Regions from separate parts of the Homo sapiens genome. Here all the other regions are linked to region 2. Evidence: chromatin contacts called from ENCODE Hi-C or POLR2A ChIA-PET data. All regions are on one chromosome and are shown on one strand. The core of a region is the stretch at or near the end of the contact, and the rest is flanking DNA. Distances in the headings are between cores, read along the strand shown.

Region 1 (4,783 bases), core at 1,760-4,259, 3.3 Mb after region 2:
CTATGAGATGTCATGGAATTAGGCTAGTTAAAATATGATTTTTGGAAGAAAAACCAAGTTTCAGCTCAGCCCATTCTCTATTACTTAAATGTTGAATAGATCCAAATGTTACAGATTCATATTTTATTTGCTATTTTGTTACCTTCACTGAGTTTCCAAAAGTTCTCTTTAGGCACAAGACTCATGGTGGTATTTAACAAACAGTAATATATGCCAATGTATATTAGTGCATTAATGAATGAATTTAGGTAAGGAGACAGCAATAAAAATTTAAGCCATTCTTTGAGAATGAGTATGATGAATTTAATGATAAAGGAAGTAACAGACAGAAGGGAAATCCCACAACTACTTTCAAGTTCTTCTCAGTCCTGGCCTCGGAGGAAAATTTAATATAAACCTACTTACCTTTTCCCGGGCCAACCATTTCTCCAGTACAAGAAGCCAGACCCAGGCTACTCTTTGAGGGTTGATGTCCTGCCCACATCTGAAAAAGGTAAAAAGAAAGACTTGTAAAAAAGAGTTTCTACTGATCTTTCATCTTTTGTCATCCAAGACAGATTTCATTGCTTATTCTGTTTTAAACCTGAACAGGCAAGACACTGCCCTAATGAGATATTTTTAAATGTATATGACAGTTCAGTAAAACATTGGAACCAGGCCAGGCAAGGTGGCTCACACCGGTAATCTCAGCACTTTGGGAGGCTGAGGTGGGTGGATCACCTGTGGTCACGAGTTCGAGACCAACCTGGCCAACATAATGAAACCCCATCTCTACTAAAAATACAAAAATTAGCCAAGTGCGGTGGCAGGCGCCTGTAGTCCCAGCTACTCGGGAGGCTGAGGCAGGAGAATCGCTTGAACCTGGGAGGCGGAGGTTGCAGTGAGCCTAGATCATGCCACTGCACTCCAGCCTGGGTGACAGAGCAAGACTCTGTCTCCAAAACAAACAAACAAACAAACAAACAAACAAACAAATCAGAACCAGAACAGAGCTAGCAGCTTTCATAAAAAGCCTTAATCTCACCTCCACCTCCTTATCTTAGTTTAAAATAAAATAATATTCGAGAAAACCATAATAGCTAATACTATCTGAAGCATATTTTTAATACAGAAAGTGAATCAGACAGTCTTAAAAAAGGAACTTCATACAAATTTATTTTTAACTATATGCTAAAAACAGGACTTTAGGAATTCATAAGCCTTTCTTTGAAGTTAGGAATTTAGACGGTAACTGGCTAGATCTCAAATTAAAGGAGAAAAAGAAAAGGAAGGGATCACTTAAGTTTCTCCATCGTATATGTGCTAATACAATATGTAAACAGTATAGCATAACAGTCAAAGGAAGGAAAACCCAAGGAAAGACTTAAAACGGTACATTTGACTCCTACATCACCAGTGGTTACTAGCATCACCAGGAGGAACTTCATTGAAAATCAAGGATGGAGAACTGTGGTTGCCAGGGAACAAGGAGGGGTTGTTGTATAAATACAAAGAGGTAGCACCAAGGAGTGAGGGAATTCTTTTGTGGTAATGGAACAGTTCTGATCCTTATTACAGTGGGATTACATGAATCTATATATGGATAAAACTGCATAAAACTACAAATGAAAAAATGAAGGCAGATTAAGAAAATGCTGAAAACCAAATAAACTCTGTAGTGTCATTTAAAGTAATGTGCCAATGTCAATTTCATGGTTTTGATATTGTACTACAGCTGTATGAGACGTCGCAATTGGGGCAGACTGGGAAAAGGATACGCTGGACTCCATTATTTTTGCAGCTTCTTGTGAGACTGCAATTATTTCGAAATAAAAAGTTTTAAGTAAAGCGACAACAATATTTTCAATCTCATAAGCAAGAAGAGAGCAGGGTTTGCTTTTTTGGAGGCAAAGAAAATAGTTTTCAATGCAGTTCCACCATCTATATTAACGAGGATAAACAAGAAATGGCAGTTTCAGGCACACTTTGGCAGCCAGGCTTACATTCAGTTGCAGATGATAATCAAAAGCCAATATTGACTAAGTAATGGATGTATACTATAGAGGTAAAATTTCAGAGCACGTGAAATACACTGTGCCTCTGCTTATTCTTCAGAGGGTAGTTGAGTGGGGGCACATTGACCAATGCCCAAATATTGAACCACATGTCTCTCACCCTGGGACCGTCTGGTAGGAAAAGAGATCCCTTACCTCAGCAGATTTGGACACACCACCAATGCCTGAAGTATGTCTTCTACCCTCTTTGGGATATCCCCTTGTCCCTCCTGTAGCTGAGGTACACATGCCTGTGCCAGCTCCCATTCTCCCCTCCGCAGGCATTCGCAGAAAAATCCAAAAAGCTGCTTCTGCGAAGCAGCTTCCTCTTTTCCAAATGGATGATTCATTTTCCCAGCACAGAGTGCAGGGAGATACAAAGAAATGAGTTATGCCGAACACATTCTCAATGTTCTCATTCGCGGAGTACCTCCTAGAAACAACACAACGCCAGTGAGAAGAAACAGAAGGCACTGTATTAAGACAAAGCAGCAACTACTGGTCCGCCTGGGAAAGGCGGGACTTGCTTGCCTAAGTATCGTTTTCAGTTTAATTTCCCACGTTACTTTTTGAAAACACTTTCTTCAAGGGGTGGATCCCATCTCTTCACGCGGATTCCTATATTTAATAATATTAATAGTCATATTTGCTCCGGGCGCAGACCCATAACTCTACGTCCGTATTCCCTACTGAACGTTATGCCCAGTCTTGACTCCAAATCCCCAGGTGGTCGCCTCCTCAAGAATGAGAAATTCAGCAGGAACCTCCCTAGTTTGAGCCCTCTGTTAAGGCAGAGGATTGACGACCAGGAGACGAATCTGTGTCATAAGTGGAAAGCAGTGTGGGGGTGGGCCGCAGGGACGCTCTCTGCGGGGGTCGTGGAGAGGGGCCCCTCCCTCTCAGGGGTGTCTTACACTCACCTGCTCCCGGCGCCCAAAGCAATAGAGCTCTCAGCGCAGCCATGTTTGAGCCGAGTCAGGTGACAGAACCCACTCCGAACAGCGGTGGTGGGGGTGGTGACAAAGACTGAAAGCCCCACTCCTATTGGCTCAAGGCAGGGAAGATGAAAATTAAGTGCCATATTTGTTTGAGTCACGTGACGCCACCTCTCCGGGAGTAGGGAAAGCTAGAAAGCTCGGAAAGAGGAAATCAGCTACCTGGCTGCGGACCATCTCCCTCAATTGTGACAGCTCCGGCGCTCAATACTTTCAGTTCTGCATTCGGCCGAGCAGGTGGCAGGAAGAACTGTGACCCTGGATTTTTTTTTTTCTTCCACTCTCTTATCTCCTTAACATGTGAAGTCAACATTTATTGAACGCCAACCAGTGATGGTGTTTTGCCAGGCGCGGGGGATACCCGGAGCTAGGAGAACTGGGTTCTCCTCCATTATTATTCTATCTACTGGGCTCTTTTGTTCCGGAACTCTGCGGTCTGAATTTCCATATTCTTCTGCTTCACTCCATTCATTTATTTGCACATTTACCCTACAACTGTTAATTGAACGGTGTGCTAGGCTTTATTTTATTTTTTTAGAGACAGAGTCTCTCTGTCGCTGGAGTGCGGTGGTGTGATCTCGGCTCATGGCAGCCTCGAACTTCCTGGATCAAGTAATCCTTAAGCCTCAGCCTTCCTGTAGTAGCTGGGACTAGAGGCGCGCGCCACTACACCGGGCTTAGGCCCTATTCTCTAAGTTGAGTAAATGGAGGTCCTTCTTCTCAAGGGAGATGCAGGCCAAAAATTAGGAGACGGTGGGCTAAATTATAAGACAGAAGTATGCATAAGAGATCAGAGAGCAAAGAATGAGCAAAGGCTTTTTCGCAAACACAATAATCTGAAACCAAGTCTTTTGTTTTGAGACAGAGTCTCGCTCTGTCTCCCAGGCTGGAGTGCAATGGCGCGATCTCGGCTCGCTGCAACCTCCGTCTCCCGGGTTTAAGCGATTCTCCTGCCTCAGCCTCACTGTGTAGCTGGGATAAGCGATTCTTCTGCCTCAGCCTCACTGAGTAGCTGGGATTTACAGGCGCGCGCCACCACACCCGGCTAATTTTTGTATTTTTAATAGAGACAGGGGTTCACCATGTTGGCCAGGCTGGTCTCGAACTCCTGACCTCAGGCAATCCGCCCACCTCGGCCTCCCAAAGTTCTGGGATTACGGGCGTGAGCCACCGTTCCCAGCCTGAAACCAACTCTTGAAGTAACGGCTTACTAGGTTTGCTCACCACAGCTGCCTTACACCAAGCCTTTTGTTTGGTTTCCCTGGTGTGCTTTAATCACAGACTCTCAGCTTTCCTCACTATGTGTGTTTCAGGTTTAGTAATTTCATTCAGCATTTCCCAAACTATTTAATCACCAAAGGGTGGTGAAAAGAGCAAGTTAAAACAAACAAAACGTTTTCTTCCAAAAACTCTTCTGTGATTGGTGGATTGTCCTCGATTCCTGAGAAAAGTAACATGGCTTTCTGGCCCATTAAGGTTTTTTTTTTTTTTGAGGCAATGTCTGGCTCCTCTCACCTCAGCCTCCCAAGTAGCTGGGATCACAGGTGCCTGCCACCATGTCTGGCTAATTTTTGTATGTTTAGTAGAGGCGGGGTTTCGCCATGTTGGCCAGGCTGGTTTCGAAATCCTGAGCTCAAGTGATCTGCCTGCCTCAGCATTCCGAAGTGAAACCGCCTTTGCAAAATTATAACTGAGGAAATTATGACAGTGAAAGAAATCAGACCTAACCGACTCTATCTTGCTTCTAACCGTTAA
Region 2 (4,189 bases), core at 743-3,242:
CTCCAGCTACATCACGCTCTTCAGGCCTGGTGTCTTCTCTGTAAAACGAGAGGGATGAAACAGATTTTCTATAAGGCACCTCTCGGCTCTAAAATTTAAGATTCCAAAGTGTACTTTACATACATGACAGAATCTTGTGAGAGGATCAACAGCTCTGCCAGGACTTGAGTCTCAAGAGAAAGAATGCCAAATTTAATCCCTTGGGGTGATGCGGGCGCTAACTGTTGAAACATGCTAGGTGCCGTCAGGTTCCAGGTACTACGTTGTGCTATGCGCTGCCTCCGCAACTGGTAACAACTGATTACTCCAAATACTGAGTGCCAGAGAAGACGGTGATAAGATGGGTCAAGCTTCAAAAAGAAAAACCGGATATGCTTAGAACAAGATAAACATAATTTGAAGATAGAAAAGGGGGGGATGTCTTCTTGCCCTAGAAACGAGGTAATCACAAGCTGGGAGTGGAAACAGTAGCCGCAGCGTCCTCCCAGCATCTGGAAAGTCGCCCGCTCGTAAGAGGGGTCGGCGCTACCCGAGGGAGGCCGCAGGCCTACTGGGGTTTCCTGCTGGGGGTCGCACCCGGACCCGCGGCCGGGACGGCTCTGCACCTTCGCGGCACCCCGTGTGCCACCCTGAATCAGGCCCCGGCAGCCGCTCCTACGAGCAGCAAAGGGTGGTTCTGGGTATTGTCGGCCCAGCGCTCACTCGCGGATGTATTTTCCTCCTGTGCCCTGCCTGACATCTCAATCGGACCAAAAACACCCCTCTCCCCAGCTACTTGCATCTGTCCCGCGACTGGTGCAGCTGCAGGCCGCCGCCCTGGGTGGCTCGCGGCAGGAGGGACTGAGCCCGGGGCAGCCCACAGGGGCAGGACCGCGTCGCTTACCCAGATGCCGCCGCGGCGGCAGGCCGACTCCTCCGTGCAGGAGGGGCGGGCTCCCAAGCCGCGCACTGCAAGCAGTGGCGCCGGCTCACGCACCCCTCGGCCGCCTCTCGCGCGGCTTCCCGCGCCGGCAGCCCGCGATGGCCCCACGTGACCGCGTGTCTGGTAGCAGGGGAAAGAGGGGCGCCAGGGCCGGGGTGTGCGTGCGTGCGTGCGTGCGTACGTGCGCGCCCTCCCGCCCGCCCGCCTCAGTGGCCGGGCGGGGGTCGGCCCGCGCTCTGAGTGCCGCCGCCACAGTTCGCAGTTGTGACTCTGTAGGCGGAAGCATAGGGACAAGCCTGAGCGTCACAGGCTCCCCACAAACAACCGCGTGACCCGGGGACTTTCCCCAGGGTGTGCAAAAGCACAGGCACCCCCTCAGTTCTGGGGTGAAGGTGGGGGTGGGGAAGGATGCGCCCGCGTGTTCGCTGGGGAAGGGATGAGGGCGCGGGGCCAGGGAGGCCGAGCCGCGGGAGCCTGGGTGGAGAGGCGGACTGGGCGAGGTGGGGCATGGCGGGGGAAGTGACTCAGGGCCAGAGGCAGCAGGCCCACGGAAGGTGGGGTCGGGGGGGCGCGGGGACTGGGCGACCCTGAACCGACGGGGCAGGGCGAGGTTGCCGGAGCACTCGAGGCGGACCGCGAGTGACGGCCCAGCTGCTGGGCCCAACGGGCAGGGGTCTGACATCTGGACGGAGTGGGAAAGCAGCCTCGCATCCTGCCCTGGGGAGTCGGGAGGAGCCCAGTTCCATCCAGCTGTGCAAACAGGAGGAGGAGGAGGTCCCAAGCCTACCCTTGAGAGGGGCAAGAGGGGTGGTCAAGCCGCCGCCGCCGCGACGGCCCCCGCGGTGCGGGTTGCGCCAGCCTCCTCGGAGCTCGACGCAGAAACTTGTTGCAACAAACAGGCGACCGCGGGTGCCCCTAGCAGCCAGCGGCAGAGTGGGTGGGCGGGCGAGAGGGAGGGGAAGGCTGGCGGACGCCGCAGCGAACTGGTGGGCAGACCCGGAGTCGCCGCGTAAGCGGGGCCGGCTCAGTGCGGTGCGGCAGGCGCGGCTGTGCGGCAGCGGAAGTCCTTTGTTGCAGCACAGTCCCTGGCAGAGCCAGAGCCTCTCCGCGCAGCCCAGCCCGAGCGCCGAGCGCCGCGCGCCGCCGCCACTGCAGCTCGCGGCCCCTTCGCCTTCGCCCGCCTTTCCCGCGGCTGATTTGCCTTAAACTCCCTAAAATCTCCGCAGCTCTGGTTCCTGTTGCGGCCGGTAAGTATTTGCCAGTTGTGGGGCTATTTGCGCAACTTTGGCCCAGGCCGGAGGGCGACGGGCCGCGGGCCTGGCGGAGTGCGGGGCCGGAGGGGCGCCGATCCGTGCGGGGAGCCGGAGCGCGGCGGACGCGCTGCGAGGACCCGGTGACGGGCGGCTGCCAGGCCGCCTGCTTGTTGCCGGCGCGTCAGGTCCCGGGCGTGCGGCCTCCCTGAGTCGGAGGCGAAGCCCCTACGGAGACTAGTTCCCAAATTAGTTACCTTCTTTTCTTTCTTTCTCTGCCTTTATTTTTTTCGAGGGGGGAGGGGAGGTGTAGACGGGAGGCGGGAGAACCCGGTTGATTGACGTGCCTAGAGCCCGCTTCTCTCAACTTACAGCTGCGGCTCGGCGGCGGGTGGGAGGGGAAGTGTCCCGGAGCCCGAGGCTGCAGACTTGGGCGCGCTCCGAGGGAGGAGGCGTAAGATCCGTGCAAATTCTTGTTACGCTGTTTCCCACCCCCTCTCGCCGGCACACACGCTTTTTGTTCAGTAAAAAGTGGAAGGTCTGAGTTTGGGAATTTTAAGTGGAAAAGATCTGTTTCTTGGGAAGGGAGTGCTTTCGCTTGCAGCGGTGGGCGCTTACTAGAAGTTCGGTAAATGTGTTGGATGCAGATCGGGAGTCGTTACTACTAAAGTATGTAGGCAGGGTCTGAGCTCAGCCACCCCACCCAGTCTCCCTTTCTACCTAAGCAACGCGTGTACATGATCTGAAGGGTTGACATGACATTTTCTAAATTGGGCGAATCAGGAAGAGGTTGATGAAAATCCTTGACGTTTTCTGGGGATAGGACATTTGTGTGTGATAACGTTCTTAAGTCGAATTTCAGTGTGGCAGTGCACGCAGATTCTTCATTGGTGTTAGTGTATTTCCATACGGTATGTATCAGTACAAGAAATAGTGTTCCCTTTGACACTCGAACCCAAGGAGTGGTCCGAGGCTTTTTGAGGCAACGTAGGATCAATGTCTCTGAAGCAGATTTGGTGAAGGATGCAGGTCTCATAATTTACAGAGCAATCACAGCCTTCTTTGAAACGGAGAAATTAGATTCTATGAAATTTTGTCAGTGCAGATAGATATGATGTGGAGAAACGGGGAAAATTGAGTACAAAAAGATGAGGCTTGAATGATGGCTGGCCAACATTTGCTCAGAACCTCAAAACTTTGCTTTTGAATCACTTGCTGGATATCTAATAAAGTCTCAATAATAACTGGATGACTTTGGGAGCTAGAAAGGGGGTTCCTCCTCTTAAAGAAACAGGAAACTGGGCCGGGCGCAGTGGCTCACGCCTGTAATCCCAACACTTTGGGAGGCCGAGGCGGGTGGATCACCCGAGGTCAGGAGTTCGAGACCAGCCTGGCCAACATGGCGAAACCCCATCTCTACTAAAAGTACAAAAATTAGCCTGGCGTGGTGGCGGGCGCCTGTAATCCCAGCTACTCAGGAGGCTGAGGCAGGAGAATCGCTTGAACCTGGGAGGCGGAGGTTGCAGTGAGCCGAAATGGCGCCACTGCACTCCAGCCTGGGCAACAAGAGCGAGACTCTGTCTCAAAAAAACAAACAACAACAACAACAAAAACAGGAAACTGAAGCATAGTAGAGGTGAAATGCTTTTCCAAAGGTTAATAAACATAACGTCTACAGTAGAGTCTTCAGTTAACCTCTTACATTCGTTTTATGAGCAAGCAGGCTTTCTCCATTAATACCACATTTTCATGGTATTGAATAACTCAGGTTGAACAGTCTTTCCTGAAGCCTTTCTATTCTTCCCACTCCTAATACGATGGCCTACTTTTTTGGGGTTTTTGTGGGGAAGGGACTGGTGTATCATTGTCAGAGAAAAGAGAAACCATATTTAACCAGGGCCTTAGCAGGGCATGAGCACAGTCACAGCCACTTGCTCTTGACCTTGTGCTTTGATTTCAGTTTAACACTTCTAAATTTTTGTACTGCTTCCTCATTCTCCTCTTTTGCCAGGCTCTG
Region 3 (4,795 bases), core at 21-2,520, 3.2 Mb before region 2:
CGGAAGGCGCGGGAGCGGACGCGGGGGTTCTGTGAACTTGGAACCTGGCGGTGCGAGGTTCTCGCCGGGGATGCGGCGGCGGCAGCTGCTTCCTGGTTTGAAGCTCGCCGAGTGGGGGAGAGCGTGAGCCTTCGGAGGCGGGGGCAGGAGGAGAAGCAAGAGGAGGCGGGGGAAGAGACGCTTGGGGCTGGGGCTCACCGGACGGGTAGGTCCGGCTCTCCAGGGAGAGGAGCTGCCCGGCCCTGGAGAAGGGGCGAGTCCTGCGCGAGTCCCCGGGAGGCGCCGCGCGCTTGGAAGGGACGGTCGGGCTTCCCCGGCCCGCTGAGGGCTCGGCGGCGGGCTCCCCTCCTTTCCACCTCGGGAGGGAGGGAAGGAGGGGAGGGAAAAGTCCCACGGAGGAGGCAGAATGGCCAGTCGAGGGGCGCTTAGGCGCTGCCTTTCCCCAGGGCTGCCTCGACTCCTGCACCTGTCCCGAGGGCTGGCCTGAGACGGGACTCCCGGTTCTCCCGCTGCGAAGCAGCGCGGCCCCCCGGGGCCGGGGCAGCGGCGCCGGCATGTCGTCTGGCACCATGAAGTTCAATGGCTATTTGAGGGTCCGCATCGGTGAGGCAGTGGGGCTGCAGCCCACCCGCTGGTCCCTGCGCCACTCGCTCTTCAAGAAGGGCCACCAGCTGCTGGACCCCTATCTGACGGTGAGCGTGGACCAGGTGCGCGTGGGCCAGACCAGCACCAAGCAGAAGACCAACAAACCCACGTACAACGAGGAGTTTTGCGCTAACGTCACCGACGGCGGCCACCTCGAGTTGGCCGTCTTCCACGAGACGCCCCTGGGCTACGACCACTTCGTGGCCAACTGCACCCTGCAGTTCCAGGAGCTGCTGCGCACGACCGGCGCCTCGGACACCTTCGAGGGTTGGGTGAGTAGCGGTGACCCCTTCCCTTTGTGTCCACCCAACCCCCGTTCCCCTTATGTTTTTCAAAACTCACCCGGGTCCCGCTTTCCCATCGCTTTGTGGCTGAGGGAATTCCCTCCAGACTTTGGTCTTCGTCCACGTGGCCGCGGCACTGGTGACGCGACCGCGGTGGGTGTGTGCAGGCGCAGGTGTGTCTCCAGGAAGCCGGCCTGGACACGATCCCCTTTCAGGACAGCGGCTTGGCCTAACGGGAAGTCGGGCAGGGGTCCAGGGCGGTCACCCTTTCCGCCCAGTCTTTGGGTAAGGAGCTCCAACTTTCAGCACGAGAGTGATAGGTAGGAAAGGCAGGGAAGGAGTGATACAAAAGGGACTTGATTTGGGTAAAGTGCTTCAAGCGCTACTTAGGAGAAAGCCGTACATTCTCGCGAGTATTATTCATAATGTTTATGGATACATGTTGGTTCAGCCGCTCAGACGTGCACACGTGTTTCGGCTTGCACATCCCAGAGGTACATGAGCTACACTGGCAGGGAAATGAGCGCCTGGGTCTGCACGTTGGCAGTTTTATTATTTAGCATTTTTCCAAGGAGATGAGATTTACATATACTTGCAAGTAACTTAGTCAGTCCGAGGTGGGAGTCCTGCAGTGTGGGTTTCTGCTGCTATGGGTCTGAGAAGAGGCTGTAAGGACTCCTCAGGAGGTTGTTAACTGTCTTCCCTCCCCCCATCACCAGCCTGTGTTCCTGGGTATTGACGTGTAGCTACCCGCAGCTCTCCCCTTGCCTCTGCTTTTCACATAGTTCCCAGGAGGCATAATTTCTGCTGTAAATCAATTAAAACTTCTAGAGCGCTCTACACGGTGCTAACATGCTTTTACTGCCTAATCCTCACACTGTCTTTGTGATGCAGGTGTCATCGTTCCCACTTTGAGATGATGGAATGATAATTATAATAAAGTAGTCTGGTTTGGCAAAGTGGAGTACGCCATTTGAAGACTCTCAGGAGTTTAATAGTTTAAGTTCTGGAGGGAGTCAGTTTTGAACCCAATATCAGTATTGAAAATGTTTGAAATTTACAAGTGGTGAAATCAGATGGATGGTGATGAAGGCTCATTTAGGTATTTATTTTATACTTTGTGGAATTAGTAATTTTACCGTATATTTTCTAAAATTAAAGATGGCTTGTGGAGCTATTCCTTTCTTTTAAATAGAAGTACAAAAACCATAATGACTAACCTTAATCGTCAAATTATATTGAGTTAATTTCCCTTCAGCCTAATTTACTTTGTGGTACTTAGAAGTGGGGACTAGAGAGGAATTGCTAAAATACAGTTAGATATTTACATTTATCCTGTGAATTTCTGGAAATGAAATAGAAGTGAGTGTAGGCATCCAGATGGAATTGTTGAGTTCTATTAGTGTCTGATTAGGAGTTAGGTCGGGCAAAGCTCTAGAGGAACTAGGTTCTGAATTATGGTGGTGCAGATTGGCCAGTGGCCATGAGAAGCATCTCTTCCTGGAGATAGCCTAGACTCGTCCTTCTCAACCATAATCTTCCCACTTGAATCACCCAGGGACCTTTAAAAAATCCCCACTTTTAAAGATTCTAGATAGGAATCTCTGGCTGTGGGACCCCATCATCCGTACTTTTAGGCTCACCAGGTGATTCCAGTATGCAGTCGAGGTGGAGAACCTGCAGCCTACATGAAGACCAAAAGATGAGGACTTCTTGGTGTCATAAGTGTAGGAAGATCCACGTTATCTGACTAGGTGGCATGTACAGAGCTGCTTATTGTTCCACTGGATGAATATTCAGTGTAAATCAGATATCGATATTTATAATGGTCTGAAATAATTACACTTAGATGTTTAATATAACCCACTGGTGGTGTTTTGGAAAACGTTGAGTGGTTGGTAGGGAGGGTCAGCATTTAAATGACCTTGAAACCAGCAGTTTTTCATGCGTTTGCATGCATCAGAAGGCAGATTTTTTTTTTGTTGTTTTTTTTAAAAAGGTTTTGGGTATTTCAGAACTGTAAGGATATGGAACATAGGTTGGGCAGAGTGTTGTTTCTTTTCTTTTTAAAGAAAATCTTGTTAAAAAAATTTGGAAATATATGGAATGCATGCTTTTTTAAAAAAGTATCCTTTATAGGTTCAAAAATGCTTTAAAAAAATAGAGATGGGGTCTTGCTACCTTGTTGACCAGGCTGGTCTTGAACTTGTGGCCTCAAGCCATCCTCCCACTTCAACCTCCCAAAGTGCTGGGATTACAGGTGTGAGCCACTGCATCTGGCCCAAAGGTGCTTTTGAAGTTCAGGATTAAAGAAATACTTATTTATCTTTAGTATTTTAAATTGACATGTAGTTTATTCAGAGAGTTAAATGTGGAATAATTGAATTTACTCCATAATAAATTTATGGTTGCAAGTGGAACTACAGATTACTGACTTAAAAAAAAACTATTGAAGTTGCAGGTTCAAAAAACCCCCAAAACCTAGTGACTTAGTTTTTGCTAGATCCAGAGAAGCTCTTAGCTGTAGGTTATGGATGAGAGGATTCAATATGGTTAAGATCTCAATTCTTCCCAAAGTATTCAATAGGTTCAGTATAATCTCAGTCAAAATCTAAGTTTGTTGTAGAAATTGACAGACTGACTTTAAAATTTATATGGAAATGTAAAGTACTGAGACCAGTCTAAGAATAGTTTTGAAAAAGAACAAGTTGGGGGACTTAGAGTATCTGATTTCAAGGCTAACTGTAACATGACCGTAATCAAGATAATGTGATATTGGAATAAAGAGAGTCATACAGATCAGTGGAATGAATAGAAGAGAGTCTAGGAATAGATCCACACATATATGACCCACTGATTTCTGATAAAGCTGCCAAGAAGGCAACTCAGTGGGGGAAATGATAGTCTTTTCAACTAATGGTGCTTGAACAACTGGATAGCCACATACAGTAATATGAGCCTTGACACTTACCTCACATCCTACAAAGACATTAATTCAAAATGGATTATAGACCTAAATGTAAGAGTTTAACTGTGAAACTTCTATAAGAAAACAAAATTGTAGTGACCTTGGGTTCAGCAAAAAATTTTTAGATAGCGTACAAAAGGCACCAACTATAAAAAAATCAGTAAGTTGGACTTTATCAAAATGAAAAACTATTGCTTCCCAGAGAATGTTTAAGAAAATAAAAACCCAAGCCACAAATGGGGGAAAATAACTGCAATACGTAAATGAAAGATGTGTAACATGAATATATAAAAGAACTCTAACAGCACAATAATAATGAGAAAAATACCTAATTTAAAATCCAACAAATGACTTGTAACTTGTCAAATATTTCAATAGGCACTCACCTTCATGCCAAATAGCACATTAAAAGATGCTCAAAATCATGAGTCATTAAGGAAATGCAAATTAAAACCAAAATGAGATCTCAGTATGTTCCCACTAGAAAGGTTAAAATTAATAAGACTGACCATACCAAGTGTTGGTGAGGAAGTGGAGCACCTGGAACTCTCATATGCTATGGTGAGGAATGTAAAATGGTAAATCATGTTGGAAAATAGTTTGGCAGTTTCTTAAACTATCAAACATATGCCTACTATATAACTTACTGTTTAGTATTTACTAAAAGAAATGAAATCATTCATACAAAAGCTTGTCCACGAGTGTTCATAGCATCTTTATTTGTAATAACCCCCAAAGTGGAAACAACTCAAATGTCAACAGATGAATGTTTAAACAATTGTGGTTTATCCATACAATGGAATATTACTCAGCAATAAAAAAGATGAACTATTACACATGTAACAACAGGAATGAATCTCAGAATAATTATGCTGAGTGAAAGAAACTAGACAAAAAA

What was found. A loop is a pair of places that touch in the nucleus more often than their neighbours do. ChIA-PET counts read pairs that join two places held with the same protein, here RNA polymerase II (POLR2A). Pooled maps may share reads with other maps.
Region 1: a map of B cell shows a loop between it and region 2 (11-fold over the local background). The contact joins the promoter of ZFYVE26 here to the promoter of ZBTB1 in region 2. A Hi-C loop is called at or near these places in 1 of 168 maps with a recorded cell type or tissue (B cell), 1 of 37 single-sample maps with no recorded cell type and 7 of 50 pooled maps.
Region 3: a loop to region 2 is called in a pooled map, with 9 times the contacts of the local background. The contact joins the promoter of PRKCH-AS1 here to the promoter of ZBTB1 in region 2. A Hi-C loop is called at or near these places in 1 of 37 single-sample maps with no recorded cell type and 8 of 50 pooled maps. POLR2A ChIA-PET finds 5 or more read pairs at or near these places in 1 of 52 experiments (activated CD4-positive, alpha-beta T cell).

Annotation. Positions count from the first base shown.
Region 1 is chr14:67,813,581-67,818,363 of GRCh38, forward strand. It overlaps ZFYVE26 (zinc finger FYVE-type containing 26), which reads right to left and starts at 3,010. Exons shown (of 42, transcript NM_015346.4): 1 at 2,954-3,010; 2 at 2,190-2,466; 3 at 406-484. The coding sequence starts at 2,383. RefSeq lists enhancers at 3,222-3,391, 3,442-3,541.
Region 2 is chr14:64,502,778-64,506,966 of GRCh38, forward strand. ZBTB1 (zinc finger and BTB domain containing 1) reads left to right here and starts at 1,993. Exons shown (of 2, transcript NM_001123329.2): 1 at 1,993-2,169. ZBTB25 (zinc finger and BTB domain containing 25) reads right to left here and starts at 1,061. Exons shown (of 3, transcript NM_006977.5): 1 at 884-1,061. RefSeq lists enhancers at 193-312, 373-472, 1,243-1,332, 1,433-2,103 and silencers at 793-1,222, 1,823-2,082, 2,193-2,302.
Region 3 is chr14:61,321,548-61,326,342 of GRCh38, forward strand. It overlaps PRKCH-AS1 (PRKCH antisense RNA 1), which reads right to left and starts at 1,271. Exons shown (of 5, transcript NR_186042.1): 1 at 988-1,271. It overlaps PRKCH (protein kinase C eta), which reads left to right and starts at 32. Exons shown (of 14, transcript NM_006255.5): 1 at 32-917. The coding sequence starts at 555. RefSeq lists silencers at 1-94, 245-414 and enhancers at 376-920, 921-1,464.